2 separate regions of the Mus musculus genome follow, and region 2 is linked to region 1. The links are chromatin loops, found by intact Hi-C in ENCODE. Cell type or tissue: gastrocnemius. All regions are shown on one strand. Links, peaks and the distances in the headings refer to the core of each region. The heading gives the core; the rest is flanking DNA.

Region 1 (5,377 bases), core at 87-5,086:
AGTATACCATATCTAGCTCTGTGTTAGAAGAGCAGAAAAAAGAAACACAAGGTAACATAAATAAATCAATAATGAATGTGAAACCAAACTACACCATTATCTGACTTAGTTCAAGCAGCTAAAACTTTTTAAACAAAAAGTATGAGGAACTGAGGAGATGGCTCAGTAGGTAAAAACACTATGTAACATGAGGAGTGGAATTCAAATCCCTAGTACCTACATAAAAACCTAGCACGGCCAAGCATGCCTATAACCCCAGCAGTAAAGAGCAGAAACAAGCTGGCCCGCCTAAATGGCAATCTCTCATTCAAGGCTGCAAGGCAGACAGTGATACAGGAAGACACCTGACATTCTCCTCTAGTCTCTTCATGCACTCCAACCAGCACATGCACCTGCACACTCATATGTGTGCAACACACACACACATGTTAAAATCAAGGACTGGAGATATGGTTCAGCTCAAGTTAATAGCACTTGTGGCTCTTGCAGAGGGCTCAGGTTCGGTTCCCAGTAGCCATATGGTGGTTTATAACCATCCATAACTCTAGTTCCAAGGGATTTGACACTCTCTTCTGTCTTATATGGGCACCAGACATGAATGTGGTATACATATATACATGCAGGCAAACACTCATACACAAATAAGTAATTATATCTAAGAACTATAAATCTGCTAAGTTTGAAGGAAAAAGATACATTAGTAAATATTTTAAAAACTTTTTCCCCTGTGCCTTTATAATATCTCACTATATCTTAGTATTTTAATATCTAAATATTTTAAATTGACTTATTTGAATTATCAATTTAAGTTCAAACATGAAATACTAAAGAATAATTTCCCCTTAGTGATTCAGCATTTACTCTGGATACATTTTAACACCTAACTATACAACCACAAGAACATATGCAAATTATGAAAATGACTACAAAACTGAGAGCCTGAAGCAAATTTCCAGAGATAAGTGATCCTAAACAGAAACTAAAAACACAGTACAATCCAAGAAGAAAATAAAGTAGGCACACAACCAAGAAGCAATTCTACAGAAGTCTTCAAGGGAACAAAATCTTTAATAGGGGGGTCGGGGGAAACTACCAGAATTAGCCAACAGAGTCAGAATACAAGTGCCTGCCAACAGAGATCATGTTTAAGGCAGGTCACTATCTAGACTCAGAAAGCCAACACCCAAAAGTCAATGTTTCCATTCCTCAAATGTGAGTTTCAGAAGGACCCTTCTAAACAGATTCATGACAAGACTGGGCCATCTTAAAAGTTCTTCCCTGTTAGATGCAAGTCAAAACACAATGACCCACAGGAAATAAATTTGGAAATGTAAAGTTTATGAGGTTATTCCTAAAGGCTGTCTTACCTGTGGGATGCCTCTGTGTGTGTGTGTGTGTGTGTGTGTGTGTGTGCGCACTATAATACACACACACACACACATACAGTATATATAGAATCACTTTTGCTGGGGATATGGCTCAGTCGGTACAGGGCCTGTCTAGCCAGCATGAAGTCCTGAGTCTGATCCCTGGCGATGAATAAACTAATATAGTGGTACAGTCCACTTGGGAGATGGAGGAAGAAGGATCCAAAATCAAGGTCATTCTTGATATTCTTGATTACATAGTGAGTTCAAAGCCAGCTTGATCTATTTGAGACCCTGTCTCAAAATAAATAAGTAAATAAAATTTCCACCCTGGCTCCTGGGGAAAATACTTTTTTATCTCCAAGTTCTTGGAAAGAAACACCTCAAAACCTCTTTATCATAACATAGAAATAATCTATTACCCAAACACATGCCCTACCTTATAAGTACAGGCAAATCTAGGCCAAGGAGACAAGATGGCAGGGAGCTATCACAGGGCAGGCTGATAGGCTGAGGTGGGCTTATACCAGGGAGTACACAGCCCCCAGCTATGGAGAAGGCAAACTTCTGGGCAGTGAAGATGAAAGGGACTGGCAGGTGTTTGGTACCTCATCCCTCCTGGGTGTCTTGAGATGACTACGCTTGGTTTTACAGAAACGGAGAACTCAGGTTCTCCTAAGTGAGTGATGTTTAGATGTATCCCTCGAGGATGGGGCTCTGAAGGAAGAGAACATTTTAATAATGATGATGATGATAAAGAGGCGAGACTCCGAGAACAGACTCCGAGAACAGCTTTTGGTCGAGATCGTCCCAGGACAAAGTTATCTCCCCGGTGGTTCCGGGCACCAGGGAGGAAAGAGGCGCCCCACCTGCAGAAGGCTGGCACCATGACCCCTCGGACGACGATCAGAGACGGCGCCCTCGCGGGTGGGAAAGTCTGCAAGGGGATCTGAGCAGAAGTGAGTGGGTCAAGTGCCCGGACAGGATGCGACTTCTGGAAGCCAGGCTGACTTGAGGGAACTGAGGGGAACTCGGCAGTCGTCGCTCCCGCGGACCGGAGCAGAGCGAAGCTGAGGGAACCCTGCCCCGCCGAAGTCGAGCCTCGCATCGCCCGCGGCCGCTGTCTAGCGTGAGCCCCACCGGAGCTCACCTGGCGGCCGTCAGGCCCGGAGGAGAAACTTGCCGAGAAGGTGAGCGCCGACGGGACCTGGAGGAGAGCGGCGCGGAGACCCGCGGCGGGGGCGGCGGCCGGGTGGGAGCCGCGCGGGGCGGAGCCGAGAGCCCGGCGACCCGGGGCGGGGGTGCGGCGGCCCCGGCTCGCCGCTCCCGCTCCGACTCGGGATGGCGCCCGCACTCCTCACACGCGCTCCCACCGTGCGGCCCGAGGGCAGCCGCCGCGCCAGCGCCCCAGAGCGGTGGAGGGGGGGAGGGAGGGCCGGGGAACCCCGGCGGGTCGAGCCGGGCCGACCGGCGGGCGGCGTTACCTGTGTCAGGGAGAGCTGGGCTGCCGCAGCCATGGTGTTTCCATCATGCACGGGAGGGGAAGGAAGGACGGACGGACGGGGGCCCGGGGCGGGAAGGAGGCGGAGGGACAGGCCGTAGGCGAGGCCGGCGGCCGGGCGTCTCCCCGAACTTCGACAACTTCCCTCCTCACGCCGCCCCGCCCCGCCCCGCCCCGCCGGCCTCACAGGCCGTGGCGGCGCGCAAAGCCCGGAGCGGGAGTCTGAGCCGCGGAACCAGGCCCTGACCCCGGCCTCCCTGGAAAACCCGGTGCGGATAGGGCTCTGGGGTGGACGGTCAGCGGAGGCGGCGCCACAGAGACCTGAGTTTAGGCAGGTCACCCACCATCCTTCTTCCTGGGCTGCTGTTTTCTGTAAAGTGCGGGGAGAAATTAGAACCATGTCCAGGTGGGTTGTGGGAACTAAAAAAGTAATGGTACTAAGTAATGACAGGAGCGGTTTAGTAGTAATAACATTAAATAATTCTGATTGTGTGTGATTCTGCACTAAATGCTTTTGTTTGTTTGCTGTTTGTTTAAAACAAGGTCTCTCTCTGTGTAGCCATGGCTATCCCGAAGCTCACTGTATAGATCAGGCTGGCCTCAAACTCACAGAGATCCACTTCCCTCTGCCTCCAGAGTGCTGGGATTAAGGAGATGTACCACTACTCCAGGCCTAAATACTTTTTTAAAAAATTGTGTGAATAGGGGATTTGAAACAGAAAGAAGTTATACAAATGAGGATGGTGAAAGCCAGCCAGGCATGGTGGCACATACCTTTAATCTCTGAGAGTTCCATGCCAGCCTGCTCTACATAGTGAGTTCAAGGACACATAGTAAGGCCCTGACTGAAATAAAAAGAAAAGGGCCTCCCCGAAAAGAAAAAACAAAACAAAACAAAACAACTCTCTTACCCGAAGTTTAAAAACTAACTAGAAAGCTGGATTACAAATCTTTCTACCTGCTATCACATTAAGAAGGCATGTAAATCCTTCTAAAGTAAAAATCTTGGGAGCAAGAAGGAACTGCTTGCCTTGCCTGCTCCCTGTCCTGCCTAGACTGTTTAATTTAAAAAAAAAAAAAAAAAAAAAAAAAAAAAGCAGGTGTAGGGCCACAGTGGAGTTCAGAGGTACAGTGAGTGCATAAAGTCCCATCTCAAATTCTTTTTTTTTTTTTTGTCTGGTTGGTTGGTTGGTTTTGGTTTTGGTTTTTTGAGACAGGGTTTCTCTGTATAGCTCTGGCTGTCCTGGAACTCACTCTGTAGACCAGGCTGGCCTTGAACTCAGAAATCTGCCTGCCTCAGCCTCCCAAGTGCTGAGATTAAAGGAATGTGCCACCAGTGCCCGGTTCCTCTCAAATTCCTTTTTGTCATAAATGCCACCTCTTGACAGAGTATTGTCTCTCCAAACTAGTGTTCATACTCTTTTGTTGACTTTACTAGAAGAGGGCAACAACCTCCTAATGACCTGTTTACATAAGTCTAACCACCCCCCTCAGCTCACCAGTGGCAGAGATTTTTTAATATATATGTATTTTAACACCATAACATTATAGTATATGCTTAAATGAAGGCCTTTGTCCTGCCTGTATTCAACATTATACACCTTACTCTTTTTCATTTTGCCACACTTAGTTAGAATAAGGAACCGCTTACCTGAAATTGTCATCTGCAAAGGTTCTTATTTAGGGTGACTACTGCCGTGATGAAACACCATGACCAAAGACAACCCGAAGAGTAAAGAATTTATTTCCCTCACAGTCTGGTCATCATCAAAAGCAGTGAGGAAAGGAATTCAAACAGGGCAGGAGCCTGGAGGCAGGGTCTGAAGCAGAGGCCATGGTGGGGTGCTGCTTACTGACTTACTCAGTTTGCTTTCTTATAGAACCCAGGCTTGGGCCTTCTCCTACCAACTACTAGTTAAGAAAATGCCCTACAGTGAGGTCTTATGGAGGCTTTATCTCAACTGAGGTTTCCTCGTGTCTAATAAATCTAACTTGTGTCAGGTTGATGTAAAACTACACTCAGTTTGTATGTAGCCTACTTCAGAAGGTCTAGGAAGTCTGCATACCAGCTTTTAGTTACTTTGATATGACTTTTTTATTCTGCCTTTTTTATTGTGTGTGTGTGTGTGTGTGTGTGTGTGTGTGTAGTACTTGGGGAGGGGGTAGATTCTCTCCTTCCACCATGGAGGTTTCGGGGATGGAACTCAGGCTAGCAGTCTTGGCAGCCATTGCACTAATCTAGTAAGCTGCTTCAAAGGCCATATCCTCTGCCTCGTTTTAAGAGTTAGTTGATGACCTGCCTACATCTGACTGGCCTTAAAGAAGACTAACTCTCTACTGCAGGTCCCTCAGACACAGAAGTACCCAACCTCAATATGTGTTTGCTTCCTTTTTCCCTAATGGTGGTTTCCAGGACAAAACCCACACGTCTATCAGGGCCACAGCCTTTATCATTATAATAGGATTCCTCAATACACTGAGACAGCTGGAAAAACCCAAGATCTAGTTG
Region 2 (5,377 bases), core at 73-5,072, 82 kb after region 1:
AATAATAGCCCGTGAGAAGAAGAAAAGCACCCAGAAGGACAAAATATAGAATGTCTTGAAGGCTTTAGAAAATGATAGAAGAAAAACGAAGAAATACGATTATGGGAGAAGAGTTAGTGTGGATGAGGGAAGTAGGGACACATAGTTATTCATTCATTTAAAAATATCATTGAGTTCCTGTCCTGCGGGTCTTCATTCCAGCAAGAATCGACAGCTGTGTAGACGCTGCCTCTCTTCTCGAGCTTTTAGTGTAGTCTAGTGGGCACCTTAATTCATTTACTCTTAATAAATTTGCAAGGTAGGTATTCATTATTCCCATTTAATGCTCCCATTTTACAGTTTTGGAATCTGAGACTCCAGGCTTTTAAGTAATTAGCTCAAGATCACATACACAGCTGTAAGTGGTGGAGTCAGGCTTCCCATTAAATTTCTCTTTTGCTACAGGAAGTAGAAAAGTACATGCTGTTAGGCAGGTCTGCCAAACTACAAGCGTTGGTCACCTTTATCATTCTTTGGATATGAACTTATGTTCTCTGTGTCTTTATTATTTTTATTTTTGATGGAGCCCAGGGCCTCGAAAATGCTAGGTCAACACTTTACCACTGACCCACATTCCTAGCCTCTCTTCTACGTAATTTTTAAAGGATCAAATTTTAATGAGACACAAACATATTGTTCAAAGCTGAATACAGTAGCTTGTATATGTAGCCTCTTAATTTTAAGGTCAAGCCAGGTCAGTGTACCTAAAGAGACCCTGTCTCAAAACAAAACAAACAACACCCCAAAACAAACAAAACCAAAAAACAACCCCCAACCAAATATATTAAAAAACAAAAAACACACACACATCATACTATGTCAGATGGAAAAGGAACAACTACACATTTTATCTTGAAAAACTGAAGAATTATGAAATCCCACGACTAAGATAAATAAAGAATAATATCAAATTTCACTAAATGTGATAATCAGCAAACTCTATGGATCCTAGCCAGCATATTCATGATGGAGTAATTAGTAGCACTGTAGAATTAAGTTACTCTTCAAATCCCAAAATTTGTGTGGTCTGAGTCTAGGGCCATCCTAGAGTTAAAATTCTAGGGAGCCCTTAGCCCAGATAAAAATATCCTTTTTCCTTGTTTTCTTTCTTTCCTGATTTTTTTTTTAAATCTTTTATGTCTTCTTGTCCTGTAGATTTAGAGAGTTTGAACTCCTTGTCCTTCTGACTAAATAGAAGTTTTTCATAGACGTCTTTCTTCTTCCTTAATACCTGCCTTCTGAGATTAGATTCTCTAAAGCATTATCTTTGTCAGAGGAAGAGGGGATCATATTTCTCAATGATGGCTGTTTTAAAACATTTCTCCTGTTGTTTACTTACAGGGAATTGTACTATCTTGTGAAGCTAGAGTGGTAATCACAAGGAGAGAGTAGGAGTCGGATTGAAGGTAGGCAGTGAGTTCTGTCACAGTTTGAGTGCATTAGCGTTCTGATGGGTCTATCTGTAATTTGCGTGTAGCTAATTTTTACAGCCACACCTTCTAGTAAGAATATCTGAACTGGTTGTGCCAAATTTTTTTTCTAATGCATTTAATTTTCAAAGAATAAAACACTCAGACAGTTTAAATACAAGCTCAGCAGAGTGACTCTCAGTCAGTCAGCGATGGTGCCATTGAGTGTTCTAGTTTCTTTTCCTCTTTTCCAAGAGGAAGAAGGCTCTGACACTTTCTCCATATTTAAATTTCTTATCCGCAATAGAATCTGCATTTCTTGTGGACGCAAGGACTTCTCTGCATCTGTGTCAGGAATTTCAAGTCCCAGTTCGTCCTCCATGACATCGACACTTGGTTCTTTATAAATTTACTGAGAGAGCTTTTCTGGGTCAGTCTCAACATAGAGTTTCAAGACAAACAGCCTGTGCTTCTTGATTCCCTCTAAGTCAGGGGGGTTCGTACTGGTGGTACTAGTGTGTGACCCTCCCAGGCACCTACGCTTTCAAGCACTGGGCTGGCTGCAGAGCCCTGAGCTTGGTTTAGTTTCCCACAGGGCACAGAGTTGTGCCAAGTGGCTGTTTCAAGGCCAGTGTTGGAAGCTGGAGTAGTGTTCGAAGGCCAAGGGCAGGCAGCAGATATAGGCGAAAAGGACATAAGCTGACATGGCCACACCAACCCAGGACATACTTGCCAATTGTGCCACATTTAATCAAGGTAGCAAATAGTCTCTTTGTTCCTTGTTTCCAAAATTACTTAAGATCTAGTCTGGCTCTGTGGTTGTTGATTCCTTCCATGTTGTTCCAGAAAATTCTAAATTAAACTAGATTATCCTTGCTTTAGAGTCAGCCTCTACTGAGAATCACCATTAAGTCTCAGGACTGAGCTAGAGTCGCTGGGACTGAACTGAAATACGTTCAGCCAAGCCTTTTTTTCAGCTTAGAGCTTCATGAAAATTTACCAAACTCTGGGGGTGGAATGAATTTTTTTTTTTAAAGAACAATTACATTTTTCATTTGTGCATGTCTTTGTGTTTCTGTGCAGGCAGGTTTTATGCCACAGCACCTGCGTGGAAGTCAGGACAACTTAACGTAGCCAGTTTTCTCCTTCCACCATGTGGGTCCCAGGGATAGAACTCAGGATGTCAGCCTTGGTGGCAAGTGCCTTTACCAGCTGAGCCATCTCTCCAGCCTGGGATGATCTTTTACTTTATTCTTTTCATTTGTTTCATGGTCTTCTTGCCAGGCTGGTGGTTGAACCCACAACCTTGTACTTGCTAGGCAGACACACTAATATATCCCTGGCCCAACGTTTGCTTTTGAAGGAACGCTATATTGTTATAGGGACTCTTTTTCAGGTCTGACTAACTGACTAACCGTGTGTGTGTGTGTGTGTGTGTGTGTGTGTGTGTGTGTGTGTATGATTTTTGAGCCCTGGCTGACATGGAATTCACAGAGATCCACCTGCCTCTGCCTCTAGAATGCTAGGATTAAAGGTGTACACCATTACTACATGGCCTTAAATCAGTCTCTTAATCATGATCATTAGTTATAATGTATTCCAGTGCTAGTCCACACAGCAGGCATTTTCGCAGGGCCGACTTTGTAATGGTGCAGTTAGTGTATATGCTTGGGAGTGCAAGTGTGGGTTTCTTCATGTAAGAACTTCTGATATAGCAGAGCAGATAGCCAAGTATAAAGCAGTATGACAAGTGTCCGAAGACATGGCTTAGAGAATAAAGTGCTTGCTGAACAATCACAACCAGAATCTAGATCCCCACATCTTATGTAAAAGCTGATCAGGCATGATGGCTGCTCTAATTCTGGTACCCTGGAGTCAGAGACAGGGAATCCACTGGGCAAGCTAGCTAGCTAGAGTAGGCAGAGTTAGTGAGCTCTGGGTTCAACAAGAGAATGATCAAGGAAAACACCCAGTGTTGACTTGGGCCTCCACATACATGCACACACACACGGCCCCAAGCGTGTGAATACATGTACACATGTAGTGCACATACAGTGTACACCTATACACCAAATCATTGTGACAAGGTCAACAATAGAAATAGAAATCTGCAGAAGTATTGTCCAGAAGGACATTTGAACCAAGGCTTAAGAGACGAAGGTTGCCAGGCAGTGATGGCGCATGCCTTTAATCCCAGCACTTGAGAGGGAGAGGCAGGTGGATTTCTGAGTTTAAGGCCAGCCTGGTCTACAGAGTGAGTTCCAGGACAGCCAGGGCTACACAAGAAACCCTGTCTCGAACACCTCCCCAACCCCCCACCCCTCAAAAAAAGGAGGTGAAGGTTGAGAAAAGAAAAAAGGCTATTTTAGGTAACAGGAAAACAAGAATAGACTGAAAAGCTTCAGAGCATGAGATGTACTAGGAAGATTTTTACAAATTTCTGAGCAGTACTAGTGTAAAGATGTATTTGAGAGGTGGTAGGAGATTGAATTCTAGCAGGTATTTGGAGTCATGGGTTAGGCGTGGAGATAGATAAAGACTTACTGGGTTGGTAGCACAAAATTGTTTCATTGTTTTTTTTTTTCTTGTTTGTATAGTACATGTATGTGCCCACCTGGGTAGGTGCCAGTGTGCGCATGTGGAGGCCAGAGGGCTGACACTGTCTTCCTTGTCGAGTGTCTTCCTTGTCAAGTCCCTCCTTATTTATTTGTTTATTTAATTTTTAAAATCTCTGCGCATAGGTGTTTTGACTGTATGTATGTCTGTGTATCACGTGTGTGCCTGCTGCCCTGGAGCCCAGAAGAGGGAGTCAGATTCCCTAGGACTGAAGTTTGAACCTCTGTTTGGGTGCTGGGAATTAAATTCAGGTCCTTTGGAAGAGCAGCCAATGCTCTTAACTGCTGAGCCATCTCTCCAGCTCCTTCTGCCTTATTTTTTTGAGACAAAATTGAACCTGGAGCTCATCCATTTGGCTGAGCTGGCTGGTCGATGAGCTCCAGGGATCCAGCTCTTCCTGCCCCACCCCTGTCCTCAGCACTGGTGTTGTAGTTGTATGCTTGGTATGCCTGGCTTTGATGTCAGTCCTAGGGACCCAAACACAGGTCAGTATGCTTGTGTGGCAGCACTCTACTGACTGAGCCTTATCTTCAGCATCCCCCCACACCTTCCTTTTTGAGAGTAGAGTTTTGTGTCCAGGCTGGCCTCAAACTGGGATCCTCCTGCCTCTATCTCTCGAGTGAGTTCTATTTTTATTATTAGATGAGATGACCAGGGAGAGCTAAGGATATAATTTTGAGAACACTTTGTGAACTATCAATTATTAATGGGGAATCATGGTTATAAAAGAGATGAGAAAGGAGGGAGGATTGGAGGAGATAGTTTTGTGAGAGGTTGGAAGATGAGAAAGTTGGTAGATTTGTGTAATTTGCTGATTTGGCAAATATTTATTGCGTGTTAACTGTGCCAGGGTTTTTACTGAAAAGTAGTTAGCAAATGAGGTGGAAGCCACCCCTATTGTTGTAACACTTGGAGTGTGCTGGAGGACGTAGCAGGTAAAAGCTGTGGAGACACACATGATGTTTGGGGTATGGGCCCTGAAGGTGTACACCTGACAGTCTTGGCAGGTTTAGACAGGTTTTCTAGAGGAAACAAGATTATAGTGACCTGAGTAGAGAGAGTAGGCGCATGAGCAGAGAGGGAGAAGTACTGGAGACACAGAATGAATGCTTCTGGAAGAGACAGCGAAGGAGCTTGTCAGGGGTGTAGCTTGGGTTGGAAGCCAGCTGTAGAGAGGTGACCTTGAGTGCTAAGTGAGAAGTGAGGTACAGTGTGTGGTGGACCACGAAAGGCAGTCTTGGCATTTCACCTTGAAATGATAAGCAGTTTGAACTTTATCCCTAGGGCTCTGAAGAGTCATATTCTAAGTACTT

What was found. Hi-C counts contacts between places; a loop is a spot of excess contacts. Peaks named below come from ENCODE experiments on the same cell type or tissue, not always from the same donor. Only the 100,000 strongest peaks of a DNase experiment are listed, where the experiment ranks them.
Region 2: it touches region 1 in a loop (3-fold over the local background); 5 of 42 quality-filtered maps call a loop at or near these places.

Annotation. Positions count from the first base shown.
Region 1 is chr4:109,277,919-109,283,295 of GRCm38, reverse strand. It overlaps Eps15 (epidermal growth factor receptor pathway substrate 15), which reads right to left and starts at 3,021. Exons shown (of 25, transcript NM_007943.3): 1 at 2,852-3,021. The coding sequence starts at 2,884. It overlaps Gm40225 (a long non-coding RNA gene), which reads left to right and starts at 2,973. Exons shown (of 3, transcript XR_868003.2): 1 at 2,973-3,274. In gastrocnemius, for the core only: no CTCF peak of the experiment used is centred there; a DNase peak (open chromatin) is centred at 3,076; H3K4me3 peaks cover 2,989 bases; H3K27ac peaks cover 2,578 bases.
Region 2 is chr4:109,195,933-109,201,309 of GRCm38, reverse strand. The region is part of intron 1 of Osbpl9 (oxysterol binding protein-like 9); the gene reads left to right. Among named protein-coding and RNA genes, the nearest start is that of Gm46867, 3.6 kb to the left of the region's middle. In gastrocnemius, for the core only: no CTCF peak of the experiment used is centred there; a DNase peak (open chromatin) is centred at 2,069; H3K4me3 peaks cover 783 bases; H3K27ac peaks cover 4,532 bases.